Linked DNA regions of Homo sapiens: region 1 is linked to region 2. A link is a contact called in ENCODE Hi-C or POLR2A ChIA-PET data. All regions are on one chromosome and are shown on one strand. Each heading gives the region's core, a stretch centred on a gene start or an enhancer-like site at or near the end of the contact. The rest is flanking DNA. Distances are from core to core; before and after follow the strand shown.

Region 1 (3,805 bases), core at 502-3,001, 480 kb after region 2:
GCGCCTGGGTCACGCTGGAATGGGCTTGCCCTTAAGCAGAGTGTGGCTCTGGTACTAAACAAGTCTTTGCAGCCATTAAGTGAGACCAGGCTGTATTTGTGGGTGTTCTCTGCAGGTAGAGCTTTCCTGTCTACATTTGTTATCAGTTAATGTTCTGGTAGCTAAACTAAGAGCAGAAAAGGAATTCTTTCCAAGGTCTTACGATAAATCTGTCTATGCAAGCAGACCTCATCAAAGCCCCATGAAAACAGGCAGAGTCTCAGAGGTAAGAGTCCTGTTGATACTCCTGTTTGCTTATCCCAAAGAGCTTTACCCTCTCTTGGCCTTTCTTTCTCTTGTACTATCCAAACTGATCCTCTTGCTGGCCTTGTGAGATGGGCTGGGCATCTTTCCCACCCACAGATGAGGAACCAGGAGCTCAGTGTCATAACTTGCCCAGCATTGTAACCAGTAATCAGAGACGCAGAGCTTGTATCAAGGCCTCTGCCCTTCGCCTGGATATTCTCTGAGGTTTCTTCCCCACATGACAGTTTCTGAAGGGCAAAAACCTCCTAACATGAAGCAGCCTAAAATGTGGCATGAATTTAAGCAAACTTAGGGGGCAAAAAAAAGACTCCATTTAACTTTGATTTGGGAAACATTTTTCTTTGCATGACCCAGCAATTATGACTCTGAACCCAGAGAGGGAAATATAACCCTAACTCACTGTTGGCCAGGCAGTATACAATATTTATATAGTCACAATACTATAAACTCTATGTGTCAATTTTCTAATTTTAGAGCCAATCTGTGGACAAAGAGGGAGCAATTTTGTTATAGCTGCAAGATAGGATATAAATATGAACAGCCCTGACAAAGTAGAGATAAAAGTTGTTCGGTGTTTTTTAAGTGTGTCTAATATAAAGTGAGAGGGGAAAGCAGGGACAAAGATGAAATAATGTGGGGAGTTAAAGGATACGGTGTGTGGTTGATGGAATAAAAAAGCTCACTAGGTATGTTATTTACAGTTACAAAATAAAATATAAATAGCAAATGTTGGAAGAAGACACAGGGTAGAAGAGGGTAAATGTCCCTCATAGTGAATCAATGGATGCTACCTTAGGTTAAGAATCTTTTAACCCCTGATTCATCAAAAGACATGAAGGGAATCGCCAGAAAATATTAAAAGAGAAATCCCAAAAAGGGCTGCTGCCCCTAGGGAATGGCGGAGGGTGGGGGTGGGGAGGGCAGGAGGTTGTTGCTTTTCATCAGAAGTCATCTGTGTTGTGTGCTTTATTATGATGTTTATTACTTCGATTAAAACAAATTGAGGCAGTGAGAGAATGACTTTTAAAAGACAAAAACTGTGGATAGTACCATATGTTCCCTCAACAAATGCTCTCATGAGAATTAGCTATAAAACACTCATTAGGTCTGCAAACAGAAATCAGAGTGTTCCAGGCTATAAAATTATCAATGACTGTTTTCAGCAGTCCAGCCAGGCTAATGCTCTCCAATGAAGCCAAACTAATGTTGCTGATAACCAAAAGAATCTTTTTTTTTTTTTCTGTAAATGACAGAGGCCTGTGTGGCATCAGGGTGCCATTAACGTTTTCTCCTAGAGAGACAGCCAGGAAGAAAAATCGCTCCTCCTGTACTGCTCTCACCTGTGAGAAGTTTATGACTTGTTCGGAGAGCAGAGCACAGAGCCCGGGAAGAGTACTGGCAGTTTCTGTGTTTTTACAAGGGAAGAACATAGCTGAGTAGATTAACAGTTTCCTGTGTGGCTTGTTGCAAATTACATGCAATTAGCCCTCAGACAGCCTGAATCGAGAGAATTGTGGCAAAACTTGATGGTGCAGAACCTAGGCAGGCAGCCAGACTCCTAAACCCAGTCACGTAAATTTGCTGCTGTAACTGGATCTTCCCAAGCCACAAGTCTGAGAAATGGTGGGCACTCTGACCTGACCACTAGATTTTCAGGATATTCCTCCTAAGAGAGGTATCCTTGCTTCTAAGTGACCCCTAAAACAGAACCTAGGAAACTCTCAGCCAGATAAATTAGAAATTGATTCTAAATAGGCTTGTGCCCAGGAAATCAACAATGCAGTAAAAATATCAGGACAAAAGCAAGAATACTTCCCAAAGTCAGAACTGAGGAGCAATGAATATTAAATTGATCAATGGCATAGACATTTAAATGAAAATCCTTTTTTTAAATGTATATTACTGGCCAGGCACGGTGGCTCACGCCTGTAATCCCAGCACTCTGGGAGGCTGAGGTGGGTGGATCGCCCAAGGCCAGGAGTTCAAGACCAGCCTGGCCAACATGGTGAAACCCCATCTCTACTAAAAATACAAAAAAAAAAGTAGTTGGGCATGGTGGTGCGCACCTGTAGTCCCAGCTACTTGAGAGGCTGAAGCAGGAGAATCGCTTAAGCCCGGGAGGTGGAGGTTGCAGTGAGCCAAGATTGCACCACTGCACTCAAGCCTGGGTGACAGCGAGACTCCATCTCAAAAAAAAAAAAATTATATTACCTTTACTGCTTGGGGCATCTTCAAGAGAAGACTTTGCTGTAGACTATGGATGCATTTATTTGAATTAGATGACTTATTCTTGCGTTATCTCCTTACTCTTTTGATAATTACATTTCATTATTTTTTAAGCCACAATGGACATGCACATACATACTCCTGCATACAGTTTATAGGTTCTTGAGCCTAGGTAAGACTTTATGTCCTATGTGAAACATTTCTTGATTAGGAAAGTTACACCTTTCTCTTCAGTAGTGCATATAACCTTTACTAATCTCTCTTTGCTAAAAATAATGTGACAGTGTTAAACTGAAATATTTTTAGTATCTGTTTTGGCTGAGGCCCAAAACAAAAGTAAATGTGAGACTATAGCACTTGCAAAGGTCAAAACTGGTTTTTGAATGGCAGAAAATCAGCTCTACAGCCCTCAGCTGACTACCCACCTCCAGCCTTTAAAAGAGGTTATTGAGGCCAAGAAAAGAGTGGCAGTTAGAATGTGATCTTTAGAGAGAACTGTTGATCAGAGGTGTCTGTCCCCACCCAGGGACACTTGGGAGGGCTTGATAAGTGTCCTGTGGAGGATGTGGCTCATGCCTGAGATCCTATGATGGCAGAGCAAGGAGAGTTTGCTGTTTGGAGTTGGCTTCTGCTACTCACTTCCTATCTTTTTTCTGTGTGTGTGTTTTTTTTTTCTCCTTAGCACTTTTGACCAACATAATACATATTTTAAATACTTATCTCATTGTCTGTCTTCTTTAATACTATGTAAGTTCCATCAGGCACAGACTTTTAAAATTTGATCTCTGTATTCTAGGTGCTAGAATCCATTCTAGGTGCAGTGTGCATACATGGATACTCAATAACTATTTGCAGCTGGGAGCAGTAGTAGCTCATGCCTGTAATGGCAGTGCATTACAGGCCTGTGTGGCTTGTTGCAAATTGTGTGCAATTAGCCCTCAGACAGTCTGAATCGAGAGAACTGTGGCAAAACTTAATGGTGCAGCACATCGGCAGGCAGCCAGACTCTTAAACTCTTGGCCTTTGGGATGATAACTTGAGCCCAGGAGTTTGACACCAGCCTTGGCAATATAGGGAGACCTCATCTCTACCAAAAAAATTTTAAAAAGAAACACCAGGCATGGTGGCACATGCCTTTAGTCCCAGCTACTTGGGGGCTGAGGCAGGAGGATCATTTGAGCTCAGGAGTCCAAGGCTGCAGCAAGCCAAGATTGCAACACTGCACTCCAGCCTGGATGACAGAGCAATACCCTGTCTCTAAAAAATACAAATT
Region 2 (3,642 bases), core at 633-3,132:
AAGAGCCCAAACCCTTACCATGATCTTGAATGACATACTGGAAATGGCCCCCTTCTCCCTCTGACCTCATTTCCTATCTCTTTTCCTGCTTCTTTCTCCACTCCAACCGCTGTTTGGTGAACATGACGAGAATGCTCTGCCTCGTGTTAGTTACGATGGCTGTTCCCTCTGCCTGAAATGCTTTTCCTTCTGACATCTGCATAGCTTGTCTCCTTACTTCTCAGTAAGGGTGTCCCTGGCCACCTAATATAAAATAGCCCTCACATGCAGGTACTTCTTACTTCCCTACCCTGCTTTGCTTTCTCCATGGCATTTATCCTCATCATATATATATATATTTATTTTATTTTATTATCTGTCTCCACCCAGTAGAATGGAAGCACCAGGAGGCTGGGACTTTGTCAGATTATTTCCCTGTATCCCCAGTGCACCTGGTACATGGTAAATGCCCAACGCAGTTTTGCCAAATTATTGCAATATTGACCATTAATTACTTTGGAATCTCTCAGCCCAATTATATCACACAGGAAGCTGAAATATTCTGTACTCAGGATGAATGTTGGTGCTATCATCAGGTTTCCTCCTATGACTGAGGTCTTGAATAAAATAAATGCCATTTTTAAGGTCCCTACAACATGCAGGCTCCATTCTAAATACATCCTTTATCTTATTCATCGTTCCAGTGGCCTCATGGCAGAATTATCCTGCTTTGCTTTTGCAGGAAAGGAGACTGAGTCAGGAAGCAATTCAGATTCATGGAGTAGGTAATTTCTGGATTGGAGGTTTAAACTAAGTCTTTCTTATAACAAAATCCACATTGTCCATGTTAACGTTGAAGGCCCAGAAGAGAATTTCTTTTTATTTGTGCTTGAGTCCAAGGCTACCTCTGGAGCCTCAGTACAGTGTTATTGAGAGGTTTTTTCCTCAGATCAATCAATTCTGTGATTCCCTGACACCAACTGGGTGCAACAATTCTATTCAAGTCAGTTCTGACATTATCTGGATTTAGCCCAGACCCCACAAGTTAAGGGCTCAGTCTCACAAGATTGCTCCTACTAGGAATGCCAGCTGCAAATGGGGTGCACAGGCTACCCACATTTTTGCCTTGCCAACTACAAATTTAGGGTTTTCTACAATCCCCCTTCAGATTTAATAATTCACTAGAATGACTCACTGACCTCAGAAAAGTGCTTCGCTTAGCATTACTGGTTTATTATAAAGGCTAGAACCCAGAACCAGCCAAATGGAAGAAATGCTTAGGGCCAGGTGTGGAGAAGGAGTGTGGAGCTTCCATGCCCTCTCTGGGTAAGACAGCCTCCAGCACCTTGATGTGTTCACCAGCCTGGAAGCTCTTCAAACCCTGTTGCTGAAGTGTTCTTATGGAGTTTTCACTAGGTAATTATGGTTGATTAAATCATTGGCCCTTGGCGGTTGGATTTGGTCTCCAGCCCTGCTCCCCTCCCTATAGGTCACGGGGTGGGGCTGAACATTCAAACCCTCTAACCACCTGTTTGGTTCCTCTGGCAGCCAGCCCTCCACCTGAAACTATGTTGGGGCCCACCAAGAGTCACCCACTAGCATAAAGTCTGCTGTGGCTGAAATAATAACAAAGACTCCTATCATTCAGGAAGTTCCAAAGGTTTTAGGAGCTCTGTGCCAGAAATTGAGGACAAACACCACATGTATTTGTTATTCCACACTGTTAAAAGAAGTTTAGCCTAAAGCTGCCTCCTTACATAATTTAAGTTTGGCCTAAAGGTTTTTCCATACATAGTGAACTATGACCTAACTGGATGTGTAAACAGACTGTAACCTACTCTTGTGACAAGTAGCTGAGTCTCAGCCAATCACAGTGGCTGAGTTTCAGCCAATTACAGGCAGCCACTTTTTCAAAATATGTTCAAATAAGGCAAAAACTGAGCTGTAACCAATCCAGCTATCTCTGGACCTCACTTCTGCTTTCTGTACTTCACTTTTCTTTTTCTGTTCATAAATGTTATCTGACGTCGTGGCAGCTCCAAGTTGCTCTGAACCTATCTGGTTCTGAAGGCTGCCTGATTCAAGAATCGTCCTTTGCTCAGTTAAACTCTTAAGTTTAATTTGTTTAAGGTTTTTCCTTTAACAACAGTTGTAAAAGTGAATAGCGTCTTAAAAACAACCAGTTTTCTGTACTAATTTTGAATTAGCAATGAATAGGATTCAGAAACATTATGAAAATAATAATGTTCTAAATACATATTGGATATCTTTTCTAGTTCATAAGGGATCTAGAGTGAGTAGTCAAAAACTTGGAGAATAAAGTAGAAATGGATATAATACATATGATGTGAAAGAGAAACAGAATGGAGTTCAGAAGTGATGCAAATCCACATTCACTTAGCCATTCACTTTCATGACAAGACAAAGATTTTTGTATATGTATATGTGTGTACATGCATGTGTGTATGAGAGCAAGATTTGGGGATCATACTAGGTATATATGATTTAAAGAGCTAAAAGTTGTGCCTCGGTCCTGGTTTTGGGTCAAGTTTGGATTACAGTTTATAGCCCCCCAAACCCTGAAAAAAATTATATTTCCTCTCCTTACTTTCCCATATGTAGTTAAAAATGAAAACAAATTCAATTTTAAAAATAAATAAAAGATGTTGTTATTTAAAAAGAAAACCTGAGCAAGGATATATTAATAGCCATATATATGAGGGAAAACATGAGGAAATACCTCATTTTATTTTTCTCCTCAGAATTTGGTCGGTATTGCTGCACTTTGGAACTATGGGGGAGGGCAAAGTGTTGAAGAGAGAGTTGAGAAGAGAAACACTTGGTGAAGAGTTGGGCTCTAAACTCTATGACCAAGTTAAGGAGCTGGCTCATTCCACTTAGACGAGAGGCGTGACTTGGAGGTCTTCAGGAATTTAAGGAATAATGTGAGGCGGGAAAGATGACCAGCTGTTCTCCATAACTAATGAATATGTAATTTGAGGAAATAAACTCAAGCTGAACTGGAAGGGATTCACGTTGACTGTTAGAACAATTTCTCAACTGTCAAGACTCCTGCCCAATTAGGATGGCTAGTTTGTGCTTTTCTAAGTCTCTTTGCCTACATATATTCAAATAATTTTAAAACAGGGGCAAGAGTAGAAAGTATTGAGCAGGATAATGTCTCAAAGTATGTGTCAGCCTTAAAATTTTAGTTCTGTAATTATAATTTTTTTTTTTTTTTTAAGAAACAAGAAACAAGTTCTGGTCAGGTGGGTTAGATTTCCCTCTAGTGGTGTTGAAAGGAATTTAGTATGGCTGTGTTTTCATAACTGGCTCTTGGGGCGGAATTAAACTTGGAAAGATGCAAAGATGTATAGGTTTTTTTCTATTTCTGCTTAGATGAGTACTTTCTGGAAAGGCAGACAAAACGCCAGGGCAAACAGTCCTTCTTTTTCTTCCTTAGATATTGAAATCTGGACTCATACTCTGCCGTTACTACATATTGTTTTCCCTGGAGCTGAGAACACTCCTTGGGAGGGTTGGTCATCTGATGGCATGTGAAAAACTCCCTTGGTTGGGAATCTGGGAGATTCCCTCAGGGCCTAGTGTCTATCATAGACCAGGGCTTTTTACAGTTTTGATGACAATAAGCCTTTTTCTTGG

The links. A loop is a pair of places that touch in the nucleus more often than their neighbours do. ChIA-PET counts read pairs that join two places held with the same protein, here RNA polymerase II (POLR2A). Pooled maps may share reads with other maps.
Region 1: a loop to region 2 is called in a pooled map, with 2.6 times the contacts of the local background. The contact joins two enhancer-like sites. A Hi-C loop is called at or near these places in 3 of 168 maps with a recorded cell type or tissue (B cell, MCF 10A and chondrocyte) and 5 of 50 pooled maps. POLR2A ChIA-PET finds 5 or more read pairs at or near these places in 1 of 52 experiments (activated CD4-positive, alpha-beta T cell).

The regions. Positions count from the first base shown.
Region 1 is chr9:68,980,265-68,984,069 of GRCh38, forward strand. All of the region lies in intron 14 of PIP5K1B (phosphatidylinositol-4-phosphate 5-kinase type 1 beta), which reads left to right. Among named protein-coding and RNA genes, the nearest start is that of PRKACG, 32 kb to the right of the region's middle. Within about 2 kb of position 1,752, at least 4 of the 41 ENCODE cell types and tissues checked have a DNase peak (open chromatin) inside an H3K27ac peak, as active enhancers do.
Region 2 is chr9:68,504,383-68,508,024 of GRCh38, forward strand. All of the region lies in intron 10 of PGM5 (phosphoglucomutase 5), which reads left to right. Among named protein-coding and RNA genes, the nearest start is that of TMEM252, 35 kb to the right of the region's middle. Within about 2 kb of position 1,883, at least 5 of the 41 ENCODE cell types and tissues checked have a DNase peak (open chromatin) inside an H3K27ac peak, as active enhancers do.